2 separate regions of the Homo sapiens genome follow, and region 1 is linked to region 2. The links are chromatin loops, found by intact Hi-C in ENCODE. Cell type or tissue: Calu3. All regions are shown on one strand. Region 1 overlaps PDE4B (phosphodiesterase 4B). Region 2 overlaps PDE4B (phosphodiesterase 4B).

What was found. Hi-C counts contacts between places; a loop is a spot of excess contacts. Peaks named below come from ENCODE experiments on the same cell type or tissue, not always from the same donor. Only the 100,000 strongest peaks of a DNase experiment are listed, where the experiment ranks them.
Region 1: a loop joins it to region 2, with 2.2 times the contacts of the local background. A loop is called at or near these places in 3 of 110 quality-filtered maps.

What each region holds. Positions count from the first base shown.
Region 1 is chr1:66,080,185-66,088,184 of GRCh38, reverse strand. All of the region lies in intron 3 of PDE4B (phosphodiesterase 4B), which reads right to left. Among named protein-coding and RNA genes, the nearest start is that of PDE4B-AS1, 33 kb to the right of the region's middle. In Calu3, a CTCF peak has its summit at 3,477; no DNase peak of the experiment used is centred here.
Region 2 is chr1:66,238,054-66,246,053 of GRCh38, reverse strand. All of the region lies in intron 3 of PDE4B (phosphodiesterase 4B), which reads right to left. Among named protein-coding and RNA genes, the nearest start is that of PDE4B-AS1, 190 kb to the right of the region's middle. In Calu3, a CTCF peak has its summit at 3,208 (motif pointing right); a DNase peak (open chromatin) is centred at 3,213.

The sequences.
Region 1 (8,000 bases), 160 kb after region 2:
GTCCTCCCCACCCCTCTTCTCTGCTTCACACAGGCAATCACCAAGTTCATTTAACCTTTACTTAGCAATGTTCTTCCAACCCAACAACCTCAGCTCAAGCTGTGGTTCCTCAGCTAGTCTCAGAATTATTGCCGTAAACTTTTTTTTATTATTTATTTTTATTATTATTATACTTTAAGTTTTAGGGTACATGTGCACAATGTGCAGGTTAGTTACACATGTATACATGTGCCATGCTGGTGTGCTGCACCCACTAACTCGTCATCTAGCATTAGGTATATCTCCCAATGCTATCCCTCCCCCCTCCCCCCACCCCACAACAGTCCCCAGAGTGTGATGTTCCCCTTCCTGTGTCCATGTGTTCTCATTGTTTAATTCCCACCTTTGAGTGAGAATATGCGGTGTTTGGTTTTTTGTTCCTGCGATAGTTTACTGAGAATGATGACTTCCAATTTCATCCACGTCCCTACAAAGGACATGAACTCATCATTTTTTATAGCTGCATAGTATTCCATGGTGTATAAGTGCCACATTTTCTTAATCCAGTCTATCATTGTTGGACACCATAAAAACCCTAGAAGAAAACCTAGGCATTACCATTCAGGACATAGGCATGGTCAAGGACTTCATGTCTAAAACACCAAAAGCAATGGCAACAAAAGCCAAAGTTGACAAATGGGATCTAATTAAATTAAAGAGCTTCTGCACAGCAAAAGAAACTACCATCAGAGTGAACAGGCAATCTACAAAATGGGAGAAAATTTTCGCAACCTACTCATCTGACAAAGGGCTAATATCCAGAATCTACAATGAACTCAAACAAATTTAGAAGAAAAAAACAAACAACCCCATCAAAAAGTGGGCGAAGGATATTGCCGTAAACTCTTAACTGACTTCCCTGCCACTAGTCTGGACTGTTCCAGATCATTTTGCATACTTCTGCCAGAGTAATCTTTGTAAGATACTTTTAAAAATACTGGCCTACTTGCCATTGACTGCCCTTTCAATACCCATAGGAGAAAGACCAAGCCCAACTGTATAGAACATAAGGAACTTCACAATTTTGATCCTACCTTTCTGGCTTTATCTTTTGCAATACGTGAATATAAAGAACAGGTACAGACTTATCCACTAGTCTCTGAACATGCCAAGCACTCTGTTCTTCCATAACTCCATGCCCTTGTACATGCAGGTCTCTCTCCCAGGCATAAGCACCTTTCTCTTCAAAGTCTGGTGAATTTCCACTCAGTCCTTTAAGACCTAACTGAAATATCACTCTTCTCAATTAAACTTCTCTCTTTAAACACCTCTATTATTATCTTTGTCACACTATATTGGTGTTATTTCTTTACAAGTCTACCTCCTCTACTCAACTACACACTGTGGTAGGAATTAATTGTCCTAGAACTTAATATGGGCCCTAAAGTTTTGAAAGAATTAGGATAAAGATGAGCTGGAGAATGAAATGCTAATTGGAAGGAACTAATGGTGGAGTTTGCAAAAATCAACATTGGGTTAAGGTTCGCAGAAACAAAGAGTCAAATGTGAAAATTCCACTGGCATAATAGAAAATTAATTTATACAAAGTAAAATGTGGTTATTAACAGAAATTATAAGTAAAATGTTATTTACTTAATCATAATAGGAACACTCATTCAAATTCCCTAATGATTATGACATAAAATAAGAGAGTGTGGGCTATCAGAAATGTAAAGAATAGTTGTGAAAGCAAATCATAGTAAATTCCCAGCCCTGGCCAGGTGGCTCCAAAACTCAGCTGACCCTTTACTCTACTCCACCTATCATCTCCTTTATGAAAATCTCAGGTAGAAAAGATACAAAATATTAACACCACACCTGACTGCGTGCTCTTCGAGGAATTTTAAATTAGCACGAAGGAAAGTGCTTCCCTTGAGAGCTATTCTGGCATCTTACACTCACATATTGCAATTGGTATATGAGGCCAAAGCAACATGCTTTTAATAAAACATGCTATAAACATGGGATGGGGTGTTTTTCATTACCCTGGTGATAATTCCACTTTTTTCCCATCGGAGTGGAGAGACATTGAACCCCACTGAGCTGATAAAATAGGCTCCATGAATCCCTATAGCGAGAACAGAATTAGCAGTGGGATTGCATAGGTTTCCTATCACAAAAGCCTGGGTAGCATTTTATTATTGAAGTTATCTGATTGCTTTGGTTCAAACGTTTTCCCCAATTCTTTTCTTTCTCCATTTTAAATCACAACAAACAAATGAAACAATAACACAACAAGCAGCAGCGTGGGATGAGCTCCTCATCATCAAAGACAGGTGCGCAAACTTGCAGTCAAAACATCTATTTTTTGACAAGGCAAAGCTTGTCATGATTCCCCATAACCTGTCAAGACCAAGGGAAATATGTACTGCATGCCCTGGATCTTCGTGCTGGTGCAGTTATAATGTATTCAGAACCAGGGAAACATTCTAGTCAGAGTACCCAGCCACTCTGTTTCCTACAGCAACCTATCATTTTGTTTTCATCTGCTGTCAAGTTATTATTTCCCTAGCTGCATGTGGGCCCTCTAGATCTCCCTTCTCCCAAAATAAAACTTCTCAGGTGCTCTGAGAGCTGCTTTCCATGAAGGTAAACGCAGGGTGTGCTGCTAGCTCATATTAAAACTTCCCCATTCATTAAATGTGCACCTTCTCTCATTATTAAGAGGACATTTAAATTTTCCTGTTTGCACTTCTGTCATAAAAATTCCATTTTTAACTCAATGACTTCTTCCAAGCCATTTCATCATTCAATGCTTTATGAAAAATTTGATGGTGTCTATTCCTCTAAGTCCCACTAAAATTGCTCTGTGTCCAATGTTAGCTTCAAGTCAGCCTAAGAACAGATACTTATATCTCAAACCTGTAGGTTCATCCACTTACTCCCTAATTCAATGGTTCTCAAATTTTAGTCTACATCAGAAGCACTTGGGGAGGTTGTTAAACCCGCAGCTGCCTGCAAAGACATTGACTCAGGAGGTCCTGGGTAGGGCACAGGGATGTGCATGCTGACAAGCATCCCCAGGCGATTCCGTTCTACACACTGGGGACCACTGCTGAGCCAATGAGAACAGAGCCTGGCATAGGTATATTTCCAGCCCCATCCTTACTAATCGTGATACTTGGTGCATCCTAACTGAGTGAACCAGCACATCCCTAAGTCCATCAAGCTAATCCCACATCCCCCACCATCCCTGCCCTAACTCTATGCATGTGACTGGCTGTTCACTTTGGTTTCTTGATCAGTACCTCTGTTTCCAACCAAAACAAGAACTATGCCTGTAACTTCAGCCCAATGCTTGGGACTCTGCCTTGTTCCCAGCAGAGAGAATCCCTTCCACTGTAGTGCTAGCCACAGTCTAAATTTCTACTAAAACCTAGACAGATCACCAAGTAGAATGAAGATACTATCACATACCTGAAAAAAGACTAAAAGCAGGCCAGACCTACCATATCTGATCCTCACTTCCACACCTGAGCTTCCAGACCCCTAGAGCATTGATTTGGAACAGCACCTACTTTGAGGGTTGATCCCTCAGCCCTTCTACTGGATGAGTTTCTTGGGGTCTAAACCAGAGTTTGCTCTGGTCCCCACCTGAGGAATTGTTCTTAATGTATTTCACTTTGTTGCTATGATGTCATTGGCCAGACTGAGGGTCATTATAAGAAAGATTCCTAAGAAGCTCTTTATTGTTAATACTGTAATAATGTTTGCAAGGGTGTTCACGACTTTACTCAATTTCCTCTTAATGAGAACGCATGGGGAGAAATTTCTGTCTGGTCTTGATACCAAATATAGATTTACTGCTTATGAGCGATTGATTTGCGTTTTATCTTCTGAACAATACATTTTGTAAGAGAGAAGGCTCCTGTTTTTTCACCTTTGACTGATAGGAAACAGGACCTACCTCCAGCATTATATTGTATGTTTTCAGTCACATTCCCAGCAACTTTGTCCCCACTTTTATTTTTCTATTTTCTTTCACCCCAACATGTACTCTCTTGTTATATTTTCTATCTCTCTTGTAAGAGGTATAATTTTTTAAATTGAATTAAGGCTTACCCTTTCTGTACTGACCGCATGGACCCAAGAAAATAAGATAACTCAATGGCTGAGGATGACAAATAATCCTATCAACAAGCGTGTATTATGTATACACTTCAGGCTGAGAAAAACTGCCACTCATCTGAGAGATTATGACATAACATGGAGTGTTCATGCTTAATATACCTACAATGTAGCTGAAGAAAGAAGACTGGCACATACAGAATAATACCATATGATACAAGTGTAAAGGTTAGGAACAAGGTGATATTGATGGTTAGCATTTCAGGAGTTTAACAATGAAGGAAATTAGTGAAGGGAGAGTTACAGATTTTCCAAAGAGTTAGTGATTTTCCAAAACAGATAGAACTTAAACCAGCACTTAGGTTATGGAGATAATTTAAGGTTTTTGTATTGATAGAATGAGGAGAAAAACATTCTGGGTCAAATGAGCGGCATGGAATGGAGGAGGTACAGTGAAAAGAAGGAGGAATTTGAGATGAAACAGACATGGATTTGGATCCTGGATTCCTGACCCTCTCAGAATACTTTTCCTCATTTGTAAATCAGTATAATAAGGTCTATGAAGAATCTTGGTTTTATAAAAATTAAAGATAAACTGTGGAAAACAGCGAGTACAATACCTAGCACCCCTTAAGCACTCAAAGGTTAGTCATTTCTATGACAATAGTGATAAGTCTGGAGGTAGGATTGAGTGTCCCTGGCATGCAGTTTTCATGCTCACTAGAATGCCTGCTATACTGTGAGGAGAAGTGGAAAAAATGATTATATAGTTAGGCTGGGGACTGATGGTGGGTGGTCTTATAAGTTAGCAGATAGCTTCAGACTTGACAGAGGAGGCACAAGCGAGCTATTTAAAGTTACTGAACAGGGCAGTGACATGATGAAAGCATTGTTTAAAGAAGATTAATGTGGCCACGCAGGCAGAGAATGAAGGAGAAAATACTATAGGCATGGACACTAACTAGAAGGCTGTTGTGGTAATAGGCACAAAGCAACAACAAACTGCAGGATGAGGGAGGCGGCAGAAGACTGCAAAGGAGAGACTTTGAAATACTTTGAAGAAAATATTTCTTTCTTTGGAGAGGATTTTGTGATTGGCTATGGAGGAGGGATGAATGAGTCAAAGGTCAAGCCTAATCATAGTAATTGTCCTACCCATTGCCTCCTGCTTGTCTTTATCTCCCACTAGATTCTGAACTCATACAGAAAAACCACAATTTCTGTCTTGTTCACAGATGCCTAGCATAGTATTTCAAACCTACATGATACTCATAATATTTTTAAGCAAATTTCATCAGTGAATAATGAATTAAATTTTGTTCTTGGAAAACAAATCAAATGGATAAATATATATTATTAATGACTACCACAAATATTTATTTATTGAGCCTTTCTACTGAGCGCTTTATAAGCACTGTATATATATATATATATATTATTTCAATCCTATCAAAATTCCTATACAGTAGATACTAGTACTATCTCCATTTAAAACTGACAAAATGAGGCACAACACATTGAGCCAATTTACCCAAGGATACTTAACTAGAAAATGACAGAGCCAAGATTCAAACCCATGTCTTCTGATGCCAGAGCCTATACACTTACTCAAGGAAATGGGAATGGGCCTTGGAAAAAGAGAAAGTCCTGTCAAAAGAGAAACAGAAGTAATGGAAACCAGATAACTTTTTTATACCTTGTACTTCATAAGAATTTAATCTTCATATCGATTCCACAGGTAGGTATTCACTTAGGTTTAAAATGCTCTCCTACTGTGGATAAGCAAGGAGCCCAGAGAGAACAAAGGAGGCTCCTTGTTCTCAGCCAGTAGAGGACAGTAGATGTGAAAAGCAAAATAAGCATAAAAGTCAATAGTAAAAGAAGACTGCAAAGTAGCACCTGATGAAGTATGCAATGAGGACCAGGTTAATCAATGCTGGGATTTGGGGAATGGGAGTGAATGCTATCATATTCCTTTGTTTTAATGCTCCTCTGATTTTATTTTCTTACTTCTTTCTGCATATGCCCTTCCAACTCTCCTTTTGTATTATAAGACTGTATAAAATATATTAGTCCATCTAAAGAGTATTTCACTAAAAGCTTCCTTTCCAGGAATCTGATGACATGTTAGACTAGATGACTTGTGAAATGAGTACATGCTATTTTAATGGGCAAAGTGGTGTTTTTGCAAATCCAGAGTATTCATAGCTACACACACACACACACACACACACACACACACACAGAGAGAGAGAGAGAGAGAGAGAGAGTTTTACTTTTCACTCCCGTGTAGAATGTTTTATAGTAAAGAAAAGATGGGCTTTTATATATCCACCTGTCGTGCAGAGCAAACTGTTACAACACTGACCAAATCTCTCCAGTACTACTACTATAGGCTGGACACTTTCTACTAGTTCATATTGCTACCAGGGTTCCTGATAAAACATGAAATTTCCTTTAGAATCATCAACAATATAGAATTGAATTGCTAATTCCATACATAGAATTTTCTTTATTTATTATATACACTTTATTCTACTTGAGAAATTAGTATAGATAGATGTTATTAGAATATATATTTCAATGAGATTTTTTAAACATTACTTCAAAGAGACTTATTTTCACTAAATTTCTTTTATAAGGTGAATTTTGTTGAAATTCTATGTGGAAAGTGTAGACCTCAGAATGTTTGGGACATGGAATATCATCTATGTAAGATTCTCAGACAAAGGCTGGTGGGACTTAACATTCAAGTGAAGAGGACCTAGCACTGAAGTTTTTGAATGAAATGGAGAACGTTGATAACAGAAGAGACATATGCAGTAGGTGAATTAATCTCAATTGATGCCAATGTTAGATGCCTTATCTCTTATGACTAAACAGCAATTTTTATGGGGGAAAAGGAAGAAATAGAGACTAAAATTGAATTTCCTCACATGGAGCAAAAGACCATGGAGAAAGCTTTGTAAAAGATGCAGTAGCCGTGAGTAAGTCAGACCACAAAAAATGGAAGAATGTTTTAGAAGTTCTGGACTAAGGACCAAATGGAAGATGGGAGATCTCTTTCTCATTTATACAACATGTTCTCACTTACAAGTGGGAGCTAAATATTGGATACACATGGACATAGAGATGGGAACAGCAGACACTGGAGCCTACTAGTTGTGGAGAGAGGGATAGGAGCAAGGGCTGAAAAACTACCTATTGGGTACTGTGCTCAAAACCAGGATGATGGTTCAGTCATACCCCAAACCTCAGCGTTATACAATATACCTCTGTGACAATCCTGCACATGGACCCACAATTCTAAAATAAAAGTTAACAAAGAAGAAAAGAAAAATACATTTAATATTTCAAAATAAAAATCTCCAACACTCTAATAAGCGATAAGAAGGCCAGAGTGTACCTGTAACACATGGTGACACCTTGATGTTGCCTCTAAGATGGGGCTCCTCAGCACCTGGGGACACACTGGCGAAGACATGCTTTTCCCACTTTGTTTTCTATAGACTTCCTATCATTTTTATTATAAACTCAGGCTATTTCTGCAATAACATCCAAACAGTAAAACCTTTGCTAATGTTTTCAATAATTATGTTTTGAATTTTACTCATGTAATGAAGTCTCTTCTTTTCCCTTTTTTCCCCAATACTACAATTCAAGTTATAAAGCAGTATCTTTTCACTTGGTAAAAAGATAACAATATTCTTAGACTGACTGGTTTTGTCAACGCATCTTATTTGCTCAGTTTTCAACAACTTACATTACAGGCATGTTCTATTGGTAGTGTCATGGTGATTTGTGGAATTTGGTTGGTAACACTTTGACACAATTTTTTCTGTATGAACTGGAATAACTTTCTCACTTGGGAATGGAAAATGCCATGGCACAAA
Region 2 (8,000 bases):
GATAACTGAGTGAAATTCCTCTTTAGTCTCTGAATTCAACCAAAAGTAATTTGGTACATAAAGAGCCAGTTAGACTATAAGCAACCTTGGCTGCTCTCTTGAATGAAAACGGGGAGGCAGCAAATTACCCTGAAGCTGTAGGTTTCCTTGAAACATGAGGAGAAGAAATGACAGAAGGCAGGGTTATAAGGCTTCCCCAGAGACCATTCACAGAAGCTGCTTTTAGACAACCCACAAACTCCAGGTGTCTGATAAGAAGCAGAAAATGATAATGTCTGGGTAAAAGGCCAAAGAAAAGCTATAACAATCCAATATGTTTGGTCTTTCAAGGTACTGTAGATGAATTTTCTCAGTAGGCTAATGGTCTGGGATGGGGCTGCCTTTCAAAGACTGCAGGCAGACAGGCAGGTGGACAATCACTCATACTAGCAGCCTGCTTGCCAGCCTGCCTGGAGGCAGAGCTACGTTGTTAGCCACATACATTGCAGCAAGCAAAAATATAATAAAGCGACTTGCAAACTTCCCTTGGGTGAGATCTATCGTAGTTGAGCAAAATAAAAAGCCCCTCTGTGGATAAGGGCTTTTTTGTGTGCCACCCAAACCCCTAGAAACAGTAGGTCATGGGCTCTGAACTATTTTTAAGGGCAAAGTAGGTAGGTTCTTAAAAAGTGAAGAGGGGATTACACAAAACTTAATGGTGGGCATGAGTTTAGAAATTTCATGTATTTATGTTGTTATTCATCTGGTATGTATCTGTGCAACCTTTCTGGATATTAAAACACTAACATACTTTTAAAACTGTTAGCATCCATCCACTGCCCCAGGCCCTCCAGGGTCAGCTGGACTTCTTGGTGATCCAGTAACTAAAGGATTGGTGTCTGGAAGCACTGTGCCTGTGTCCATTAATTCATCAGTGCTCATGCAGTGCCAGTCATTAAATATTATGAATACCACTGCTGTGTGTATCTGTGCTAAAATCTTAGAGCAGGTGCCAAGTGGGTATGCCCACCGAGCTCTTAGAACTCTTTCCATTCAGGGTTTCCACCAAGGCTCATTCTGCCTTCTTTTTTGCTAAAGGCATTCCTAGTGGGCAGAGGGTAAGTCCACAAAGCATTACCCTTAAAATGAGTGTCATAGGCATTCTGTCCCTAGTATTAGAATCCAAGAAGTTCACTTATGCCAGGTAAACTGGGGTTAGACCCTGACTCCAATGATCTCTCCATGATGCCCCTGTTTGCTTTTGTTTTCTTTCCTTCTTACCCTACTTAAACTCAGGAGAGCTTGCTGGAATTTAAACGAAGCCAGGGAAGAAGTCTCTGATGCAAAGAAGCAGTCTTAGGGAGACAAATGGCCTTTCATATTCCCTGGGGCACTGCTTCAAAGCAACCAACACAGATGTACAACTTTGGAACAAACATGAATCACCAACCAGACACCAGCCCCAGTCACAGCAAAATTAGCGGGCAGACATCACAATACGTCCCACAGATCCAGGGAGTGAGGAGGGGTGTGGGCAAAGGGAAGGCTGAGGACAGGCTTAATAAGCAAAATGAATATACCACACAAACTGAAATACAATTAGGAAGAAAATGGAATCTACAGTAGCAGAAACAAACACATAAATAGGGCCATTATTTGTTTAGGGTAATTTTTGCCTCTGCCTTCATCAGGACACATATTTCACCTTTAGGCTGCTTTATATTTTAAAAAAATCATTATAAAAGAAATATAAGAATATTATATAAAACGTAGACAATAGAGAAAAGAACAACATCATTACTAGCAGTTTATTTTTTTCTCTTCTGAATATTTTTTCTCCTGCAGGTTTGGATCTTGATTTTTTTCACAAGTATTTGTTATGTGCTACAGTTTTCAGAATTAGCATTTTCCATGAGCTGCTTCATTCAGTTGCTGTATCACAATTTTCTCAAGCATTTTCTCTACTTTCACTCTTCATATTTGCAATTCTGAATAATGTTGCAGTTGATAACTTTGAGCTTGTAGCTACTTCAACATTTAAATGAGGTCACACAGAAGTTTCAGATAGATTAAGACAGGAAGTTACTCACAAGTTTCTGAATATTTGATTGTGACTTATACCTGCCTGGAAGGGGTTGCCCATATATACACGGCATTGAAAGTGGCCTTTTCCCTGGGTCCAAAGACCCTGCCAAGCCCTGCTCTCTGATCTTCAAGATTATTTATGTTGCCTGCTCACTTGGATCTGCCTTCTTCTCCCTGCCTCTGCCAATATCCCTGGACTGAATCAATTGCTCATCTGAGACCTAATGTTTTAACAGCCTTCTCTTGCATTGTATCTAGTGTTCTCAGCTCTTCCAGGCAGTGATGGTGGGTGATGGGCTGTATGAGAAGTGGTGCTTCCCATAACTGGAATGTCTTTCCCATTACAGTCTCCATTGAGCTAGTATCTTCAAAATTCAGTTCATGCCATCTCCCAGAGTATGCGCTCTCTGACACTGCAGTCCAGTTTGATTTTGACACATGCTCCTCCTCTGTGCTCTCCTAGATTCCTTTACCATAGTACTTTATCACAGTACTTGCAATTCTGTTTTAATTCTCTATTTATTTACTGCTCCCCAATACATTGTTATCTCCAAGCCAGAAGGGACTCAGTATTACTAAGTATTACTCATTCTTGTATCCCAGGCACCTGGGTCAGAGCCTTGTAAACAGTAGGTCTTCAAAAAATGTGGACAGAACCAACTAAAATATACTATAACTTACTGCGAAATGTTTCTCCAATCCCTCCCCTCTTTCTGCTTCCCTATACCCACCTCAGACCCCACTGCCTTGTGTTTCTGCTGTTTCCTTTAAATGAATCTACAGAGATGTGTCATTAATTTATTTGTTCGGCCTTGTGAGACAGTGATCTAAATAAAATAAGATACATTTTTTAGAAAGCACTGCTATGTTCTCCCTGAGCAAAACAAATCTGCATAGAAATATCACTGGCTTAGCTGTTTGAGATGGTCACATCTTTACACAAACTCGCAGGAGGAGAAAAGCCTTCTTATACCAGCTTGTGTCTGCCATCTTCTCATCTCTTCATTTTTCAATATGAGCAGGAACGTTCTCTGGCCCACAGTTATTCTCCTGGTGGTTTCTATTCCTGGGGAATCCTTGCAAAGCCAGCCCTGAGCTGGTGACACGTGAGCCAGCAGATGGCAGCAGACTGCCACACTGTCCTTAGGCTGCAGGCCCCAGCCTCCAAGCCCAGCAGGTGGGGCTGCTGGCAATTTTGGAGGGAGAAACATAACTGAAGCCTTATTCATAAGCCTGGGAGGAAAAATCAGGGATAAAGAAAAGAGCCACAAGGTGTACCATGAAACCTTTGATTAACCTAAGAGAAGCTCTACTTCCTAGAATTCAAGTTAAGCCAGGTGGTCGCAGAATTGCCTGCAATTGTCCCCAGGGTGGTTGTTTCCTGATCCCCAATTACTTGCACAAACTCCAATTTCTGTAACAAAGACTCATGAAGCAACATCCTAGGAATAATTCATTTCTGAACCAGAGGAGATTTTTCTTTCGCAACTTAGTCATTCTCTAGGTGAACCTCTTTGGCTTATTCTAACAAATAACCCGCTAGAAAGACTGCAAACTCCACAAAAGAGATTCAAATCCACAGGTCCGCAGAATGGTTCACTGCCTTTTGGGAGAGAGCTCTTGCTGTCTCAATTTTGCTTTTCTTTCTTAGAAATTACTCACTGAGTCTCTTTTATATCATTGAATTATAACAACTCTGGCAGGCTAATTCTTTTTGCCTCATTTCAAAGAAGAGAAAATGGAGGATCCAAAATGTGAAGCTTCATTTGAAAAATGTGAAGCTTCATTTGAAAACTGCTAAGGTGTGACCTCTTTTCATTACACCTTACAATCTGTGCCCTGACCCCTCAGATGTCCCCTTAGACTCCTTGATTCCAGAACCGGCCATGCTAGACTATACTCTTGTGTTTACTTATCTCTCTCACTCCACCAGATGGTGACCTCCTTGAAGCAGGAATGAAGCCTTCATTTAGTTTTGTAGTCCCAGGGCCTAGAGCTGAGTATCACACCAAAAGGCACATAACAAATATTTGTTAAATGAATGCAAAGATCTTATAGTTTTTTCTCGCATCTGACAAAAAGCCAGTTTCATTTGGATTAAAACCTCTGGCAGGTGATGACCTCAGTGGAGCTCTTAAAGGGAGTCACTAGGTTCTTCTTTCCGCATTCTCCCTTCAGTATCCCAGGAACTCCGTCCTAGGAGTTTTTGCTTACAGAAAATGTTTCTATAATAAGGTGTATGTTTCTGTATAGAGTGTGTGTGTTGTGGGGGTAGGCATAGTCATGAAAAAATGCTGTGTTTCTTAAAATTTCTATTGGAAAATATTCTCCTCGGTTGTACTCAGAAACTAACTGTATCGGGAGGCTGAGGCAGGAGAATCACTTGCATCTGGAAGGCGGAGATTGCAGTGAGACAAGATGCGCCACTGCACTCCCAGCTGAGCAACAGAGTGAGACTCAGTCTCACAAAAAGAAAAAAAAAGAAAAAGAAATGAATGTCTTCAAATGCTTGTCTATCATTTTAATAAAAACAAATAAATATTTATCCATTTACTTAAGTGATTATATTGGCTATCACTTCAAATGTACTATCTGATCCCTATAGACAGAGAAGTTTAACAGGCACATGTGTTTTTACCCACAATGACAATGACCCATCTTTCTATAATTAGTCACTGCAGGCTGCAGCCAGTCCTAATTTCTAATGAAGGACTAAGCTGTGAAAAACACAGCCAGCCTAATATAGAGCCCACGACCTAGACGAAGGCAGGCAGAACTCCTCTGGCCACAGCTACAGCAGAATATTACAGTTATGCCATAAGAATTCAGTTCCAAAGTCTATGACTTCCCTTCCACAGACTAGGAAGACGAACTCTGATGTTCAGCTCATCTGAAGTCTAGAAGCAGCTTCCATTGCTTTCTCTTCTTCCAGGGCCTTTGAAAATTACATTCATGGCAGTAATCCAAAACTGCTTTCTCCACAGAAAGGCTCAACCAGAGGTAGCACAGGAATGCTGAAGAGCTCTGAGATTCTAGGGATCCGGCTTCTACTTCCAGCTCTGTGGGGGAACTAACTGAAATGAAACAGGGGCTCCCTGTATCCTGCCCCCCACACCTCAGTCTTTTCCCACAGAAATGAAGTTGTGAGGTAGATCCCTGAGGTACAAGATTAGACAACTTGCAGACATTTTGGAGATAGAAAAAATGTTGGTTATCAAGTGTGGTTTTATGTTAATGGTGATGAGCATTCATTTACTCAACAAATATTTAGCAAGCACCCACTATGAAACAAGGCACTGTTCTCCGCCTGAGAATACAGCAGTGTATGGAACAAGGTCCCTGAGGGAAAGATAGACAACAAATAGGAAAGTAAGATAGTTTCAGATAGTGAGAAATACCATGAAGAAAATAAAACATAGTAGTGTGATAGAGACAAAGGGAATAATGTTTCTTTAGTTTGGGTAGTCAGCAGGTCCGCTCTATCCAGCCATGTAGGTTGTCTATTGCACTTCACCGGGAAACACCATCCACCTTTCTCAGGCGGTGTCATTTGAGTTAAGATCAGATACAGGTAGTGGTAAAACTTGTCCTTTAGTTCCTTCCTATCCTCATTTCTATACTTTAAAGAATTGAGTCAGATGATACTTAGGTTTGAATCTTTTTCTTATTTTTAACCCCAGTGCTAAGGGCCATGCCTATCACGTCTGATGAATAAACAAATGAACAAATGAATGGTTTGGGACCAAGGAATTTTTATAAACTCCCCTTGATACCCACCACAGACAGCACAGACGAACTTCAACAAGACTGACTGTGGGTGATACGGTGATACTCAGTCATCTCTTGCCCTGTACCCTAATCAACCCCTAAAAGTTAGCTCCATAAAGAAGAACTGGGGATGTGCTACCAAATACCACCTGCAGGGAGGGGCTAGAATGCCTTCCACAGGGCTCTAAGCCCAAAGGAGAGGCCCAATGACCACACACAGCAAAAATCATTCACATTCTTTGGTATTGATGTGGTGAGAGATGGAAATGCCACAAGTACTTCTCAATGTTCCTTTGTTAGAAAGCTTTAATTTTTGATGATAAATATATTTTGCAAATTATTTTACTTATTGATTGAGATCCTTTTTTTGGGTTGTAAACATTTCACTATCAAGAAATGGGTGAACAATGAAAAAAGAATATCAACACTTAGTTTCTCTACTGAAATTGTTAAGTATCATTTTTTAAAAGTTTTGTTTCAAATGCTTAGGAGTATATTTTAGTGTGATTCTTTGGTAATTTCCCATTGTGTTGTTCCTATGTCATACTATTTAATGCACAAGCAGAACAAGACCATATGTAAACATTCCCTCTTCATAAATATAGGAGCATTATTTCTAGCAAGCTTACAAAATGCTCTGTCTATCCCTTTCCAGGTAAAAAATGTTTCTCAGAAATAATAGGAATTACAAAGTATGTCTTTCTTTATGTTTTCTAATTATGGCTGAAATTTCACAGACTCGATTTCAAACTTTTATCTACTAAAACCCCTAAACGATGTTACAACATTTAATAGTAATTACCACTTTTTATAAAACTGTAATTCTAAGGAAAGGAAAAGTTCTCTAAAAGAGATTAATTTTGTGTGGGAATGTTTTCTGTATGTAGACATTATAAAGGGCCAGGGAGGGGGGTGGCTTTGCATTGATTCTGCCCCAGGGTGCACTTTGAGTATACAAAATATTCTACTCGCTCAATATTTTCCAGGCTACATTCTCCATTTTTTAAAGTTATCATAAGAGATCGTTAAATGCTCTATTAGTAAAATATAAATACTTTAATTCATAAGTTAAGTATCTCTGCCAATAAGACAATCTATTAATTAAATAAGATTTTTATTAAGAAATATGGTGCCAGCTTCCAATAGCTCAAGATCAATTAGGGAAATGAGATTGATCTGGGAAAACTAGTTTTTACTAAAGTAGTGATGGCTTCAAGAAATTGCTGCTTTCTTTTGTAAGTTCTCACCTACCATTTGAAAATCAGTTCTAGATATATGTTTGAAACCTGTATCTAAAATATTGCAGATAAATGGTCATTTAGCTTCTGTTTGTATATTCCAGTGATGGGGCCATAGTAACCACTGACATAATGAATTAAATTTTTGAATTGATTTAATTCTTCAAGACTTGGCTAGGAAACTTTAGTTTAATCTTTATCCCACCCTTCCCCGCCCCCTTAGTTTTCATTCCCTGCTCCCAACCACCTACTCACTCATTCTCCCTCATAGTAGTAAATGGAACCACCATCTACTCAGTTGTACAAACCAGAATCATCCATGATTTTACTTCCCTTCCCAACCTCCTTTCTCCTTTTCAGTTGACCAACAGGTCCTATCCACTCTATACAGAAACTGTACTGTTTTGTGTATCTCTGTTTCCACCACGGCATTAAAATCTCTCATCTGAACTGGAATAGCCACCCCATGGATCTCTCCACTTCCACTGTGCCCAACTCCACCCTCCAAACCTTCTCCACATAGCAAGAGCAATCTTTTAACACAATAATAAAATCATGTCACTGCCTGTAGGATAAAATCCAAACTCCTTGCCATGGATCACAAATTTTCACATAATCTAGCCCTTGCCACACCCCCCATCCTCATCCAATACCACACTGTGCCCTGCTCAGTGTGATTCAGCCTCAGAAGCTTCCTTTCTGTTCCAGAACATGCCAAATCCTTTCTCAATTCAGCAATTTTGCACGTGTGTGTTTTCCTTCCTGGTATATCTGCTTTGCTTTGAACAGTCCCTGGCTGGTAGAAAGTGCTACATAAATATTTGTCGAGTGAATGAATGAATAAATGTTGGTCTTTCTGTTTGTTTTCTCCTCTACTCTCTGGATGGCTGCCTTCTTCTCATTCTTTAAGCTTTAGTTTAAGTCATCTAC